2 separate regions of the Homo sapiens genome follow, and region 1 is linked to region 2. Evidence: read pairs that join two places in POLR2A ChIA-PET (ENCODE). Cell type or tissue: PC-9. All regions are shown on one strand. Links, peaks and the distances in the headings refer to the core of each region. The heading gives the core; the rest is flanking DNA. Region 1 overlaps PUDP (pseudouridine 5'-phosphatase). Region 2 has its middle 170 kb from the start of VCX3A.

Region 1 (8,670 bases), core at 347-8,346, 400 kb after region 2:
TGCATCTGACAAAAATCTGGATTCAAATTCAGTTAGGAGACTGACCACCTGTTCTAGATTTAGCACTGAAACCTTCCCACAGGGTGTGGAGCAGCATTAGCAGGACGTAGTCTACCTTGAATCTGTACAGCTGGACCCAACAAGAAGTCCTGAAAAGAGCAGGCGATCTCAATGGCCTTTAACTGTCCCACAATGACATAAACAAATACAATAATCATCCCTAAATACTAGTTTTTTTCCCTGTAAGATAGTATCTGGGAGACCCAGGACACACTGAGGGAAGTAACGTGTACGCACAGAGAAGGCTATGTGTATCCAAGAGGCATGTAAGTCTTCATACTCCTATGTATGTTCACATGCTTACATGCACATAGGTATGCATGCTTGTCTGTAATTGCCTCGATGTGTTTTGAAAGTTGGCAAGGTATGAACTGCGACTAAAGGAGAGTTATGGGGCGGGCGCGGTGGCTCACGCCTATAATCCCAGCACTTTGGGAGGTCAAGGCAGGAGGACTGCCCGAGCTCAGTAGTTCAAGACCAGCCTGGGCAACATGGCAAAACCCCGTCTGTATTAAAAATACAAAAAACTAGCTGGGCATGGTGGCATGTGACTGTAATCCCAGCTACTCAGGAGGCTGGGGCAGGAGAATCACTTGAACCCAAGAGGCGGAGGTTGCAGTGAGCCAAGATCGTGCCACTGCACTCCAGCCTGGGCAACAAGAGCGAAATTATGTCTTCAAAAAAAAGAGAGTTAGGGCAGGTTTTAACTCCAAAATATCTGCTCCTCCCAGATAGGCATGCAGAGAGCTGCCTGCACCACACGGCAGGATTCGCTGTGTCACACATGGAGGAGGCCGGGAAGGTCTCTTGTGAGCCGCTGCAATGGTAGGGCCACCTGTGCTTTGTCTCCTGCATCTTTCTCACAGAAGGTGAATGGTCATCTGTGTAGACACAAGGCCTGGGCAGTCAATCATATCCACCACCTATATGCAAAATTCCTGAATGAACCAAGGGCAGAGTGCTGCTGTCTTGAGAAAAAGTTTTCCGTGTGGCCCTGTATCATGTTCCTTCAGCAGCATCCAAACTGCATCTCTTGACTGCACCTGCAGCATCGGCTAGGGCTCTTGCCGCCTTATACTCAGAGGACTGGGCTCACTGACTGCTTTGGCTGCCACGGTGTGGACTTTGCCTCTGTGCACGCTTCTCTCCTGGTCCCAGGGCTCACTGCACTTGCCTGGGGAACTCTCTGGCTCTTCCTCCTGGGATGGGGCTGAGGCTGGGCCCAGTCCACCCTGTGGACACTGGAGACCAGGAGAGGCTGGTTATTGTGGACTGGGCTCTTCCTTGGGCTTTTGGGTGGCCCCTGCCCTGCACTCCCCATCTTCCTTCCTCCCCCTGTGCACTGACCCCCTCTGTGGCCCTCTTCCCTGCAGAAGACCCCTGGCTTCTCCACCTCCTGATGGATACTCTGGTTTTGACTGCTAACAGCAACAAGAAGAGCCCTCCTCTGTTCTTTCTCTGCTTTTCTTGGCAAATCCACCCACAGCTGCATCTGCAGGTGCCATTTCATTTTCAGCACTATAATATTTTTCTCCTTGCTTTTCTACCACAAGCTGTATTTTTTTCATTTATTTTTTTGTTTGTAGACATGGGATGCCTTGCCCTGTGGCCCAGGCTGGTCTCAAACTGGTGGCCTCAAGTGATTCTCCAGCCTCGGTCTCCCAGTGTTGGGATTAAGGCATGAGCCTCTGCGCCTGGCCACAAGCTGTATTTTATTAAGTTTGCTGTAAAACACACCAAACAAACCTCAGAACCTCCACCGTTCTGGATACTGCAGACTGTGAAGGCCCAATCCCTGAATGGAGGGCTCAAAGCCCTTTAGGAGAGTACAAAAGACAGGACTCTTAGAAAAGTCTGGGCTGGTTTGTAGAAGTCGAAGTTCAAGTAACAACCTGAGTAACTCAAGGCTTCCTGGATTCCATCCTGCACTCGGTCTCCCTACAGAAGCTGCAGAACAGAAGGAAGGGCTGGCCCACCCTCCTCCTCAACAGCTGAGTGGTGAAAAGCCTCCTCTAAGGGAGGGTTACCCAGGCATGAGCGCTCCTTTTATTTTCTTCTTCTCTGTGAGGGGGAGAAAGAGCCAAGGCTCTCAGGGCAAGGAGATGGACGGATTGGCAGTGAGGCGGCACATTTTACTTCCTTGAGTGTTTGTTCTAGTAGTTGAGAGAGGAAGATTGACAAAAGGAAACTGCAGGCATCGAACAAGTGAGACACCACTGTCGGGTTTGAAAAGCCGAGTGAAGGAACAGAACAGAGGGCAGGCAGGACGATGGAGGTGCTCCGTGGAACTCTGACTAAGGCGAGTGTGCGAACAGGAAGAAAGGAGTGTGGACAAAGGCAGGAAAACAGCTGTATCCTCTAAAAATGCTTCCAACAGTGTTTATTTAAAGCTTAAAATGTCATGGAGCTTTTAATTTAAAAGACACAGAACTGTGGGATTATAAATCTGTAGGGGACTGTGCAGACAGACACTTTTCCTCACCATTTAGATAAAATAATCCTAAATCCGTGGAATAAGAAAGGATCTAAACAAGTAATTAAACTCCTCAGATCAAATGATAACTACAGCTGTTGATGATGGCACACTTAAAGGGACAGCGTTGTGAAAGGAAAAATGCTGAAATAAAATAAAGGAGCATAAAACACTTGCACTAGGGCCATCAGATGGATATTCTTCCCTGCTTACTAACAAGCTTGCAGCTTTAACATTGCTTCAGGGTCCTTTTTACCAGGAAAGGTCATATTGTTTTTAACATGCTAGGGCCACATACACTACTACCCTCCTTAGGAGAATTAGAAAATATCCCTTGTGACTGTGACCACTCCCCTCCTCCCAGCTGGAATCTGTGTGGCATGTTGAGAGCAGCTTCTGTAGTAGCTGCAAGGGCAGCATGGGGAGGGGGAGAGCCTGGCAGGGAGGTGGAAGCTCTGAAGAAGCTACAGGGTGCCCCAGGCTGGGGCCCAAAGACTGGCGGGTGTTTTCATCCTCAGAGGCAGCCTGAGTTCCCGGGGGCTTATGGGAGGCATTAAGGCTTAAATTAATTCAACTGTTATGGAAGCCCTGTGCCTGGAGGAAGTCTAGGCCGATGGCCTCTAAGTTTCTGTCTAAGGCGGAGACTGGGTAATTGCTGCAAATCAAGTAACATTTTATAACTGAAAATGTATCTTAAATGCTCACTAAGTCCGCCCCTGAGGCACAGTGGTTGATGTTTTACCCAACAAAGATATAAAAAGCGAGGGTTTCTCCCCAACTGCTCTCTCAGGGAGCTGTACCTGCTTACCATGCAAATGGGGACCTATCTTCAATTTTATAACTGTGAGTTGCGTTATTTACGGGGAAAACACCTTGAGCCAACTGTCATTAAGAAGCACATATGGTGATACGGTTTGGCTGTGTCCCCACCTAAATCTCATCTGTTACATGCAGCCCTGTGAAGAGACCACCAAACAGGCTTTGTGTGAGCAATAAAGCTTTTTAATCACCTGGGTACAGGCAGACTGAGTCCGAAAAAGGAGTCAGCAAAGGGAGATAGGGGTGCGGCAGTTTTATAGGATTTGGGTAGGTAGTGGAAAATTACAGTTAAAGGGGGTTGTTCTCTTGCGGGCAGGGGTGGGGGTCACAAGGTGCTCAGTGGGGGAGCTTCTGAGACTCATTGTCCAGGAGAAGGAGTGTCACAAGGTCAATCAGTTAGGGTGGGGCAGGAACAAATCACAATGGTGGAGTGTCATCCATTAAGGCAGGAAGTGGCTATTTTCACTTTGTGGTTTTTCAGTTGCTTCAGGCCATCTGGATGTATACGTGCAGGTCACAGGGGATATGATGGCTTAGCTTGGGCTCAGAGGCCTGACAATCTCGAACTGTAATCCCCAAGTGTGGAGGGAGGGAGGTGATTGGATCGTTGGGGTGGTTTCCCCCATGCTGTTCTCGTGATAGTGAGATCTGAAGGTTTTATAAGTGTTTGCAAGTGCCTCCTTTGCCCCTTTCTCCTGCTGCCTTGCCATCCCCTTCTGCCATGACTGTAAGTTTCCCGAGGCCTCCCCAGCCATGTGGAACTGTGGGTCAATTAAACCTCTTTCCTCTACAGAATACCCAGTCTCAGGGAAGTTCTTTATAGCAGTGTGAGAACAGAGTAACATTAATACACATGGGAAGGCCTGATTTTGCTCCTACCCTCATGTTCATACAAGACCTAGGGCTTTGGGGACCCAAGAGACCTGCAGAAAACTCCCAGCTCAGCTGCACGCCCTGGGACAAGTTTCTTAGCCTGTCTAACATACGATGTTTATTGGAGAAATGTATTTAATAGCCGCTGACCTGCAGAGCGGGGGTGGCCTTAAAGCTGGGGGTGGGGTGGGGCGGGGGGAGATGCTTTAGGTGTGGGAGGTGGCAGGCAGCCCAGGCAGTGAAGCCAGGTCCTCTAAAGCCTGGTGGTCTTTCGGGAAACCCCAACTCTGCAGCTTTCTAGCCGGAAACTCTGGAAGCTAGCAGCCTTGGGTAAAGCACCTATAAAATGAGGATCCTATTCATACTGCAGGTCTTATAAGCCTGCTGGACCTTGGCTTGCACACCTCTAAAATGGGATCCTAATGATGTAGTCATGCCACACACCTTCTAGGCGGTTGCGTCCATGGAGTGAAATAATCTGTGTTGTGCTCTGAGCGCTTGGCCCAGAATTACCTCTGAGCATCAACATATGGAATCATTAGGGAATGCTTTTGTTAACCGTGAGTTATAGGGAATTGACAAGATCTGCTGTCTCCCTTAACAGCAACGCTCCAGTAAGAGCAAACAGCTATTGAACTTGAGAAACTAAAGTGCCTCCTACCAAATATTTTGCTTAAAAAAAAAAAAAAGCAAACAAAACTATCAATTATTTGGAATTCACCAATACATCACACCTGCTAGGCACATTAAACCAGCTTCACAAACACTTCTTAATTGCCGGGGCTGCAGAGGAACAAACACAGCCTCTGTTCCCAATTCCATAACCCAAAAGCTTCTGAAAACACTGCAAAATCTGTACTGGGCTAGCATGAGGTGGTTTTAATGGTCCACATTTATCATACTTAGTGCGACTCTTCAAGCACTTCCCTATAGAAATACTAATGGATTTGATTACGGGTGCTGCCTGAGAACGTTCTGTGTCATGGAACATATGAATTCTAATACCTTTTAAAAATAACCTATATTTAAATACATCTGGCTCCATAGATTTTGGGTAACGGATTATGAACCCGAGTTTGTGACCGCTTACTTATGAAGTTACACTTTGTGCATCTTGCACAACTGAATCTACTTAATGCTTTTTTTCTCCAAAACTAATCTTGATGTATCTTGAGCATAATTTTTATTCCCAATTACAAAAAAGAGAAAAAACTTAAAGCCAGTGTTTTGTGTTAGATAGGCTAGTTCCTTAAAGACACAAAATAAACTACAAGAAAGGCTGATCTTGAGTTAGAATCAAATTGTCACAATCTGACAGTTATGAAGATGTTAGCTGACTGTGTGTGTGCACGTTTTAAGAGTTCAGCTTTTCTTTTTGAGACAAGGTCTCACCTGAGTATAGTAGGGTGATCACATCCCACTGCAGCCCTGACCCCCCGGGCTCAAGTGATCCTCCCGCCTCAGCCTCCCAAGTAGCTGGGGCTACAGGTGTGCGCCACCACACCAGGCTGATTTTTAATTTTTTTTGTAGAGACACGGTCTCCCTATGTTGCCCAGGCTAGTCTTGAACTCCTGGCCTGGAGTGATCCTCCCACTATGGACTCCCAAAGTGCTGGGATTACAGGTGTGAGCCACGGTGCCCAGCCAAGAGTTCAGCTTTTCACTGATCATGTTACAAAAGAGGTTTCTTCAAAAAGATTAAAGCCCGTGTCCTAAGTAGATCCCTCAGATGCTTCTTTCCTTGCTTGCACTTCCTTCTGCTCAGCTGGGGCAGCAGTGGAGGGGCAGGACTGCCTACAGGTACAGGTCCAGCAGCCCCCATGCTGCTGCAGAGGAGGTTCCCAATGTTGACTCTGGCTGGGGAAATGGTACAGGGGCAGAACTGCCTGTAGGTACAGGTCCACCAGCCCCCATGCTACCAAAAAGGCTCCCGATGTTGACACTGGCCAGGCCCTTGCAAACAGGTCAGGCCCAAAAGTTTCACCATTTACACTAGCTGCTTTAATGAGGGCGACGGTCTTATGTGATGGTCACCACACTGCACTGTAGAATGAGGGCCGAGTAGATGCAAGTGAGCTCAAACAAAGATGGAGGCCATGGTGTGGGCGAGTGCGGGGCTGGTGCCACCGGGCAGGGTGCTAGTCACCCAATGAGTGACAGCTTCACAAGGCCTTAGCTTCCTCGGAAGGGCTAAGCACCTTAATGGCAGCTGAGGAAAGAGGGTCAGCAGTGTTTTGAATGTGTGTAAAACCACATTTTAAAGTGAAGTTGCTTTAATTAAAAAACCCAACATCCAGTACATTTTGATAGAAGTGGTGGTGTCATTTTTCTGAACCATTTTGACAGTACATAGTAGCTAATCAGTAATTGTTCAATTTATTTAAAATGTACACCACTAGTATTGTTCATCTAAGATATTCTACTGCTTGTTTCCTAAACACCTTGATTCTCGAAATGAGGTCCCCGGACCAGCAGCATCAGTATGAAGTGAGATGCTGTCCAACTACATATTCTTGGACTCTGTCTTATTCCATTTTCTGCTGCTTATTAACAGAATGCCTAAAACGTGGTAATGTATGAAGACATTCATTTCTTACAGTTATGGGGACTGAGAAGTCCAACGTCGAGGGGACACATTTTGGGAGGGCCTTCTTGCTGGTGGGGACTCCATGGAGTCCCGAGGCAGCACAGAGCATCACATCTTGAGGGGGCTGAGTATGCTAGCTCAGGTCTCTCTCTCTCTCTCTCTTTTTCTTTTTTTCTTTTTTCTCTCTTTGAGACGGAGTCTCGCACTGTAGCCAGGGCTGGAGTGCAAAGGCGTGATCTCAGCTCACTGAAACCTCTGCATCCCAGGTTCATGCAATTCTCCTGCCTCAGCCTCCCGAGTAGCTGGGATTACAAGTGCACACCACCATGCCTGGCTAATTTTTTGTAGAGATGGGGTTTAGTAGAGATGGGGTTTCACTATGTTGGCCAGGCTGGTCCCAAACTCCTGACCTCATGATCCACCTGCCTCGGCCTCCCAAAGTCCTGGGATTACAGGTGTGAGCCACAGTGCCCAGCCTCCTCCTCTTCTTACAAAGCCAGCAGTCCCACTCCTTTGATAACGCATTCATCCAACAACTCACTAATCTATTAATCCATGAACGAAAGGGTCCATTCATGAGGGCAGAGCCTTCATGACCCAACACCTCTTAGAGACCCCACACCTCTCAATACTGCCACATTGGGGATTAAGTTTCAACATGAGTTTCAGAGAGAACAAACGTTCAAACCACACAGCAGGCCCTACCCCAGATCTACAGAATCAGAAGCTGGGGTGGGACCTAGCAATGTGTGTTTTACAGAGCCCTCTCAGTGATTTGAATGTGTGCTCAAGTGGAGGGCCACTGACCTGGCATTATGTTTTCATGTAAGACTTGTGCTCTATAAAGTTGTGATTTTAAAAATATATCAATCTTAACTAAGAAGTGCTTAATTGTACATATACAAATGTACAAATTAGTACAAATTAAAGAATAAACAATCTATGATGATATTCATCCCAGTACTTACTTTCCTTTATATTGTACCCCATTATGGTTTAGTTACATTTATTTTCCTATTTCCTTCTGTCACCCCCAAATCAGACTTATGTTAATGTGTTTGTAATGAAAGAGAGATTTAAAAATAAGGACCCTTAAACATGCCCCATTCTTTCTCAAGTTAACTGCAGCAAATGATTCCAATAAATTGGAGTTCTCAGTTAATAATAGTTAATTAGGCCTGCATCAAATGAGATGTAGAATTCAATGAAAGTTATGCACAGCATTCTCACGGACATGGCCAGGGTAAAGTGCTTATGAAGACATGCCCTAATAAGCTAGCTCTTTTAAAGAAACATGCATCTTGGAATAAAAACACTGACAACTTAATGGAACATACCATATGCAAGGATTAGTTAATTGGCTCAACTCTCTTAAATGGAAATCAAGAAAAAAACATTTTCTAGGCTGGAATCATTACATATGAAATCACAGTTGTCCTTGGTGACCTTCTTTTGAGAGTAACTACTGAAACTTTTACATCGCTATATATATATGTTCTAACATAAGATCCTCCTTTTCTTCTAGTGAAAGCATTTCCAGCTTTATGAAAGATATTGGAAAATAAGGGTCAATTTCCAAAAACCAACTTTCGGTCAGTAAGTAGCACAGCAATCCTAAAAACTGAGCTTTGAACTACATAAGCTAGGAAATCCAGCCCTTCACAGCAGAAAGGTTTCAGCCTTCTGAAATGGCTAGTTCAGACAGCTGGGGTTGCCTTGGGCTTTTTTTGACCTTCTTAACCAGCCAAGCTTACTTAGTAATCCCTAGAACCCTAACAGCAAAAACTGTTCTGAAAGGTCACTGTGGGCAACAGCTGTTTCACATTGCTCTCTATGCTCCTGGCACACAGCACAGAGC
Region 2 (8,670 bases), core at 176-8,175:
CGGGTGCCTGTAGTCCCAGCTACTCGGGAGGCTGAGGTAGGAGAATGGAGTGAACCCGGGAGGCAGAGCTTACAGTGAGCCAAGATCGCACCACAGCACTCCAGACTGGGCGACAAAGCGAGACTCCGTCTAAAACAAACAAACAAAAAAACAAAGATAGATAAGATACATTAAATAGATAGATGAGATGGCTAGAGATAAACAGATGTGATAGATAGATGAAGTAGATGAGAGAAAGATAGATATATGAGAGATGAGGTACATAGATGAAATAGATTAGATAGATTAGAGAGATAGATAAATGAGATAGATAAGTAGACAGATTAGATCAGTACATAAATAGATTAGACACATTAAATAGAGAGATGAGATAGATAGGGATAGAGAGATGAGATAGCTGAAATAGATGAGATCGAGACAGAGATATGAGAGATGAGGTACATAGATGAAATAGACTAGATAGGATAGATAGATGAGATAGGTAGATTGATAAAATGGATTAGATAAATTAGATAGATGATAGATGAAATAGAGATAGATGAGATAGATAAGACAGATGAGATAGACAGATAGATAGATAAGATAGGTAGGTACGTATGTAGTTAGATAGATGATAGATAGGATAGATAGAGGAGATAGAGAGATATATATAGAGAGATGAGATAGGTAGATTGACAAGGTAGATGAGACAGATAAATGATAGATGAAATAGATAAGATAGATTAGATACATGAGAGAGATGAGATACATAGATGAAATAGACAAGATAGCTACATAGATACATGAGATAGATAGATAGATAGATAGATAGATAGATAGATAGACAGATAAATAGATAGGCAGAGGTAGAGATGTAGAAGGGGATTTATTATGGGAATGGGTTCACATGATGAAGGAGGCTGACAAGTCTCATGAGAGGCCTTTTCCAACCTGTAGACCCACAGGAACCTACAGTGTGGCTCAGTTCAAGTCTGAAAGCCTCAGAGCAAAGCAAGCTAATGGTGTAATTCTCAGTCCCAGACTGAAGGCCTGAGAGACCGGTGGGGCATTAATGCAAGTCCTGGGGTTAAAAAGCTGGAGAACCTGGAGTTCTGAGGTCCAAAGGCAGAATCACAAGGGTGTGCCAGCTCTGGAAGTGAGAAGAATTCACCTGTCTTCTCACTGTTTTCCATTCAGGGCCGCAGCCAACTGGACAGTGGCCACCCACACTGAGGGAGAATTTCCACCACTCAGTCCACCAACTCCTATGCCAATCTCCTCTGGAAACACCCTCACAGACACACCCGAAAACAATGCTTAACCAGCCATGTAGGTGTCTCTTAATTCAGTCGACACCTAAAATTAACCATCACAAAGGACTTTGGCTTGTTCTGTTATTTCCTTAAATTCACTTAAATAGAATTGTGCCTCTGCAAAAGAAATTAATAAACATTCAGTTAGAAAGCACCAATTACTATTTCAAGGTTAACCGTATATTCACACATGAAATATTGGCAAAACAGGATGAGTGTCTTCTGCAATTCCATTATTTTAATTGTCAGAGGAATACAATATCAGCATAGAAAGTTTAAAACAAAACAAACAAACAAATTCAGATTACTTAAATAATAAACAAAATGTGGTGTATGTACACAATGGAATATAATACAGCCTTAAAAGGGGAATGAAATTCTGATACATACTACAACATGGATGAACCTAGAGGACATCACACCATGTGAACTAAGCATCATGCCAAGTTAAACAAGCCAGACACAAAAGGACAAATATTGTATGATTCCACTTCCATGTGGTACCCAGGATAGTCAAGTTCATAGAAACAAAAAGTAGATTCGTGGTTACCAAGGGCTGGGGAAGTGGGAAAGGAGTGATGAGGAGTTATTGCTGAATAGTTATGGAGTTTCACTTTGGGGAAAAGAAAAAAGCTCTGGAAGTGAATGGGAGTACCAATTGCACAAGGGGAATGTACTTAATGCCACTGAACCATGCACTTTTAAAAGGTTAAATGAGCCAGGCTCTCACCTGTAGTCGCAACCATTCAGGAGGCTGAGGCAGGAAGATCTCTTGAGGCCAGGAGTTCAAGACTGCAGTGAGCCACGATTGTGCCACTGCACTCCAGTCTGGGTGATAGAGAGAGATCCAGTCCCTAAAATAAGTAAATAAATAGGTTAAAATGATAAATTTTATGTTATGTATATTTTACCACAACTTCTAAAAGATTACCAGAGTAGACATCAGTCATCATATATGATAATTTCTTAAAGGATGGGTGGAATTCAATACACAAAAGAAAAGTGAGGTGCCGTGAAGGTGGAGAAGATCAGAATACGACACCCAAAATATGCCACTGTGATGTAAGGATTATTTTGAGAAAAGGCAGACACACAATGAGGCTCTCTGCCCTTTGCCAGCTGCCTAAAAGCAAAACAAATTTTGCCTTGCTTCCCTTCTTCCCGACCAGGGGCAAGATGGCACCAAAAAGAATCTAATAAACACACCTTACCAAATGACCCTCATCAACCATCAGCATCCCCTTTATATTCACCTTCCCACCATTTACAGCCCCTAAAAAGTCCAAAAACCCTTGTCCTTTGTTGTGTCACTTGTCTACAAGTGTATCATTCTTTGAATGGTATAAAAGCGTTCAAGTCTAGGTGCTTCTTGGGGGATGAGGAGGGATCTTTTCTTTGTGAAGCACCCCCCAACACCACCAACCAACAATGTAACATAAAGCTTAGCATCAAGTAAAATATCTATGATTTTCTCCTGTTAATTTGTCTTTTGCCAGTTTGTGTTGCAAGCTCATCCACACAACCCAAGAAAGTAGAGGAAATTTTTTCTCCCATGCAAAGAGGAAGAAATCCTACTAGAGGGTCCTTCACTAGTAAAAAATTCTACTAGAGGATTCCAAGCAGTGCACCACACTCAGACCTGTGGCTGGGTGCATCCTTCTACAGCAGTAGTTCCCAACCTTTATGCCACCAGAGACTGGTTTTGTGGAAGACAATTTTTCCATGGACTGCAGTGGGGATACAGGGGCATGATTTCAGGATGATTCAAGTGCATTATATTTATTGTACACTTTATTTATATTATTATTACATTGTAATATATAATGAAATACAACTTATCATCATGTATAACCAGTGGGAGCCCTAAGCTTGCTTTCCTGCAAATAGACGGTCCCATCTGGGGGTGATGGGAGAAAGTGACAGATCATCAGGCATTAGATTCTCATAAGGAGCACACAACCTAGATCCCTTGGATGTGCAGTTCACAACAGGGTTCGCACTCCTATGAGACTCTAATGGCATCACTGATCTGACAGGAGACAGAGGTCAGGTGGTAATGTGAGTGATGGGGAGCGGCTGTAAATGCACAGGAAACTTCCCTCACTAGCCCGCCACTCATCTCCTGCTGTGCAGCCCGGTTCCTAACAGGCCACAGACCCGTCAGTGGCTGGGGCTTGGGCATCCCTGCTTTAGAGCACAGGATGGATTGCAACAGAGTAACAAGAAACATGGTTGGAAACACAATTTAATGGCAGCCTATGAAGTTGGCACTTTCTTTTATAACCTTGTAGCAACTGTGGAGAAGCACCTATCATCATAATCCATATTATTTTCCACGGTTGAGCCCTGTTTCACAATGTCACTGTTAATTTTCGACGAAGCTCCTTTAAAGCAAGAAACTTGGGTGGGATTTCCTGCAATCCTGGCTGGATTACCCAGAAAATGCACTTCCCACCCTAACCCCCTCAAAAAACAAGTTGAATTCTTAAAATACTTTTAGTAACTCAAAACAAGGACCAACCAAGGAGAGATGCCCTAAAGAAAGAATAGCCTGTCTGTTTCCACATTCCTGAATGGGGGAGTCATCTTTTTGTCACCCTCATAGAAAGAATTCTTCTGAAATGCCAACAGCCTCTGGTAGCATTTGGGAAGCAAGGATGCCCCAAGCAGTGTGAGAAGGGCTGTGTTGAGAGAATTTTCCAAAATAAGACTTGTCTCTCTGCCAGGGTAGAAAAAGCCTCTGCAGCCCGAGGTAGGACACTTGGTGTCTCCCTTTTGCTTCCTTAATCTATAAACCATGGCCCATGGCTGTCAGGTAGCTCCAAAGAAATGCTGAGGAGATTAATGAGATTGTATCTGTGGAATCCTTGGGGCCTCTGGGAAAATGTACTGCATACAAAATTAGCTGCATTTTGACATTAGCCTGTATGCTAATACCGCTCACATCAACTAGATTATTTAGCAATGACAGAAAATGTAACTCCTTCTCCTGGTTCTTTATCATTTCATCAAATGAAAATGACCTTTGCAAATAAATAATGTATCGGTTTCTTTGGCTGCCGTTGTTTTCATCATGGTCCATTTATTGCCAGGATCTCCATGACCAAGGTCCCAAGACAACCCTCTGAGGATGAATAGCATCAAGGAACAAGCTCTGGCTGAGGTCCCAGAAATCCTCGTTTCTCCGAGAAGAACTGTCCCTTAAACGTCTAAAGGTATGACCAGCCTAATGCTGTCTTCCTGCCACACCCTCTAAACTGTGCTGCAATTAGTGGTAGTGACTAATCTACTCAGTTTTAAACACAGCAGAGACCTCAAGGCAAGAGCTACCCTAGATGAAGCCACCTGTGCTCACAGGTATATATATTGAACACACTTCTAAGCAAGACAGTGCATGTAGAGTTTGTTCTCTGAAAACACTGAACAGATGAGCATGGCTCAGGGAATTGGAAGATCTGAAAAAGAGCACATCACTCCAAGGCTTTACGGTAAAGCTGCTAGAATCATCCTCTTAGAAGATTTAGATTAGGAAATGTCACTCCCCCCACTTCAAATCCCCATTGAGATTGCATTGCCTGTGAAATAAAACCCAAGGTATTTAGCATAGCACACAGGATCTTCCAGGGTCTGGTCTCTCACTTGCTGTTTAATCTTACCTCCCAACACGTGGTGTTATTGTGCCCTGTGCTCTGATCACACTTCTGTTTAATTCATGATTCTCTTGATAAATCACACACTCTCAGGCCCTTATACCCATCCTCCAGTCCCAAATGTCCTTCCACTCCACTCCCCTTCTATCTTCAAGTCCACTTATCCGTTAAAGTCCAGCTTTTAGTCCATCTGCTTTGGAAAATCTTTCTTGATCTCCCAGACAAAAGGAATCCCTCACTCAACAATGGTGCCTCCATCACCCGAAGCGTTTATCACTGGGTTTAGTACGAGAGTCATTGACAGTCTCTGAATTCAAAGTGACATTGGTGAGAAGTCTCAGCCCCCTCCTTCCTTGGACATTCGACAAAAGTTGCTTGAGTGGAATTGAGTATTTCTGACTGATGTTCTTAAAATGATGTAATTTTATGCTCAGACTATAGGGTGATGTATTTCCATCATCTGTTGGACAATTCGCTTTTAAGTCAGGGACTTAGATACATTTTATTTGTAAAGTTTCCTTATTTTCTCAAACCTAAGGCACAACCAGAGAAACTGGACGTTTTAAAAACTAAATTTGGGCCAGGTGTGGTGGCTCACACCTGTGATCCCAGCACTTTGGGAGGCCAAGGCAAGTGGATCACTTGAAGTCAGGAGTTCGAGACCAGCCTGGCCAACATAGTGAAACCCTATCTCTACTAAAAATGCAAAAATTAGCCGGGCGTGGTGGTGGGCACCTGTAATCTCAGCTACTCACAAGGTTGAAGCAGGACAATCACTTGAACCCGGGAGGTGGAGGCTGCAGTGAGCCGAGATAGTGCCACTGCACTCCAGCCTGGGCGATAGAGCAAGAACCTGTCCAAAAACAACAACAACAAAACAAACAAACAAAAACAAACAAATGAAAGCTGAATTTGGGAGCCTAGCACACTCTAAGCACAAAATGTTCTAATCACTCCCAATCTTCAGTCCACACTAATGATATAATCGTCCATATCATCTGACCAATTCAAGACAGACTCAGCTGCAGCTGGAAGCAGGTAACACCTCGAAACAGGGCAGTTGACTTTGACCCATGCATTAAACCACTGCTTGGCAATGCAGTGTAAACTATAAAACTGTAGCTAAGTTGAAGACCTCGCCACCCTTCCACTCCATTCCCAGAGTTAAATAGAGGTGAGTCTTGAAAGCAAGCCTCACTCACTCTTCATGGACTGCATTGCTGTGACCTCTCAGGACTCACATCCCCTAAGTCAGCCGCCTGTTCCCATCAGTCTAGACCCAGCAGAAATGGTTGGCGTCAAATGTTCAAGGAGCAACACTTTGGCAGTGTCATTATTATTAAATGCAACTAAATGAACTATTAACACCATCTGTTCATTGTGGTGGATGTCAGACGTGCCATTCCAAATAGTGCAGGAGCTGCTGACGCTGGATTTCGCAGAATAAAATCACCTTCTGCTCACTCGACCAAACAGTAGGAGCACATAACTGTGTGCCAAAGGTCTGGGGTTTTTCTGTGTGTTTGTTTCATTTATAATTATTTTTGATTATCCAATTTCCTCCGAAGCCAATAAGAAACACTGTGTACGTCCCAGTTTTCCTCCATAGCTGGAGGTTGTGACACACCCAAAGCCTCATTGTTGTAAATCTCTTCAAAGTACACAGCTCATCAATTGAAGACTGGGTTCCATGGAGAAAGGGGGGAAAAGTGTGGAGCTGCACTGATCACGTATGTAAATTCCGTTTTGTGGAAATGTCCCAACTGGAAGGAAATATCACTGAGAATGTCAGGGACAAGAGAAAACATCCCCTTCCCCCTCTGAAGTTTCACTGAAAATCACTGACAAGAGGCAGATTAATAGGAGAAATGGCGCAAACATTTATTTTATAACATTTTTATGTGACATGGGAGCCTTCAGACTGAAGACCCAAAGATACGAGGGAAACTGTGCATTGTTATGCTTAGGTTCAAGCAGGTATGAACAAAATCCATGTAGAAATAGCATCGGAGGAAAAGGGCCTGATCTAAAGCAAATGGACTGAGGGTGGAAACCCCGCCAGGCCTGTCTGTGTAGATTCTTCTTGCTTCTCTCTCTGAGCAGCGCTCCTTCCTTCCGGGTGTGCTGCGAGACCCTCTCTGGAATGCGGGTCTTAGGATCTACAGTCAAACCAGGTAGATCAGAGGATTTCTTTACGGCCAGTTTTGACACTGAGAGGTGATGGAGGGTAAGTTAGAGTCCTATTTTAGGTTTTATGTCTGGCTTTGGGGCAAAAGGGGCTCTGGTTTCTATGAACCACCTTGGGGAGGAGAAATTCTAGTTTTTATGAGGCCTGGAGGGAGAATGGGACTGACAGACAGGAGGGCAGGAGAAGGTGAGGAAGAAACTTTTCCTTCCGAGGCTTCTTCTGAGGCCTTCGTTTTGGGGTAGTGTTCTCTGAGCACAACATTAGCTAAGGAAGAGATTTAGGCTTTGTCTCCTTAGTAAATTCTGGTCCACGTGGGGCTGCACAAAGCCTTCATTGTGTCCAATTCACCGCAGCTTATGGGACCTTCCCTGCTGTGCTCTCAAAGCCAGGAAGCACTGCTTCTCCACTGTGTCCAGCTCACAGGGCCTGGGTGCCTCAGGCACAGCCAATATTCTGCTTTTACATTTGATCACCTATAGTCGCATCCTCAGACTGTCAATCTACAGCATGTGCAGCATTCAATGTTTCTTTCCTGGAGTCAGCATACTCGGGCTCTCTGGCTGGAGTTGACTCATCTCTAAACTGCTCTCCACATCCACAAAATAACTGCATGCCACCTATTGGTGCAGGGCTAGGGAACCAAAGGATGCAATGCCCTCAAGGAGCCACATTTTATTTTATTTTAATATTTATCTATTTATTTATTTTGTGTGTGTGTGTGACAGAATCTCACTCTGTCGCCCAGGCTGTAGTGCAGTGGCGTAATGTCAGCTCACTGCAACCTCTGCCTGCGAGGTTCAAGCAATTCTCTAGCCTCAGCCTCTGGAGCAGCTGGAATTACAGGCATGTGCCACCATGCCTGGCTAATTTTTGTATTTGTAGTAGAGACGGGTTTTTGCCATGTTGGCCAGAATGTCTCCAACTCCGGACCTCAAGTGATCTGCCCGCCTCAGTCTCCCAAAATGCTGGGATTGCAGGCATGAGCCACCACGCCCAGCCTATGAGCCAAATTCTAGTGGGAATTTTGGAAACAGTGCTTTGGAATATACAAATCATGAGAGCTTAAAGTCGGGCAATGATAAGGAGCTCCTCATCTCTCTAGGCAACAGGCAGTAAGATGAAGCGGTTCAATGATTTTGGCTAGAAGAACAAGGGTCCTGCACCTTCACCATGTTCATCTTGGGGATTCTGGGGAGCCATATACTGTGGAAGCAGCCCTCACAGGATCAGGACTCCAAAACTCAAGAAAGTCAAAAGCCCCATGCTACTAAGTCTTCCCTGGGTCCTTGCAATTCTGCATAAGAAACACCAAAAGGGGCGGGCACAGTGGCTCATGCCTGTAATCCCAGCACTTTAGGAGGCTGAGGCGGGTGGATCACTTGAGGCCAGGAGTTCCAGACCAGCCTGGCCAACATGGTGTGACCCTGTCTCTACTAAATACACAAAAATTACCTGGGCATGATGGCGTGCCCTGTGGCCCCAGCCACTCGGGAGGCTGAGGCAGGAGAATTGCTTGAACCCAGGAAGTGGAAGTTTCGGT

Evidence for each region. ChIA-PET counts read pairs that join two places held together with the same protein. Peaks named below come from ENCODE experiments on the same cell type or tissue, not always from the same donor. Only the 100,000 strongest peaks of a DNase experiment are listed, where the experiment ranks them.
Region 1: POLR2A ChIA-PET joins it to region 2 with 10 read pairs; 2 of 35 experiments call an interaction of 5 or more read pairs at or near these places.

Annotation. Positions count from the first base shown.
Region 1 is chrX:7,107,092-7,115,761 of GRCh38, forward strand. All of the region lies in intron 1 of PUDP (pseudouridine 5'-phosphatase), which reads right to left. Among named protein-coding and RNA genes, the nearest start is that of STS, 36 kb to the right of the region's middle. RefSeq lists enhancers at 2,091-2,160, 2,311-2,360, 3,631-3,680, 3,691-3,940. In PC-9, for the core only: no CTCF peak of the experiment used is centred there; a DNase peak (open chromatin) is centred at 3,780; H3K27ac peaks cover 2,184 bases.
Region 2 is chrX:6,704,321-6,712,990 of GRCh38, forward strand. It overlaps a transcript of PUDP not described here. Among named protein-coding and RNA genes, the nearest start is that of VCX3A, 170 kb to the left of the region's middle. In PC-9, for the core only: no CTCF peak of the experiment used is centred there; DNase peaks (open chromatin) are centred at 3,871 and 4,531; H3K27ac peaks cover 1,300 bases.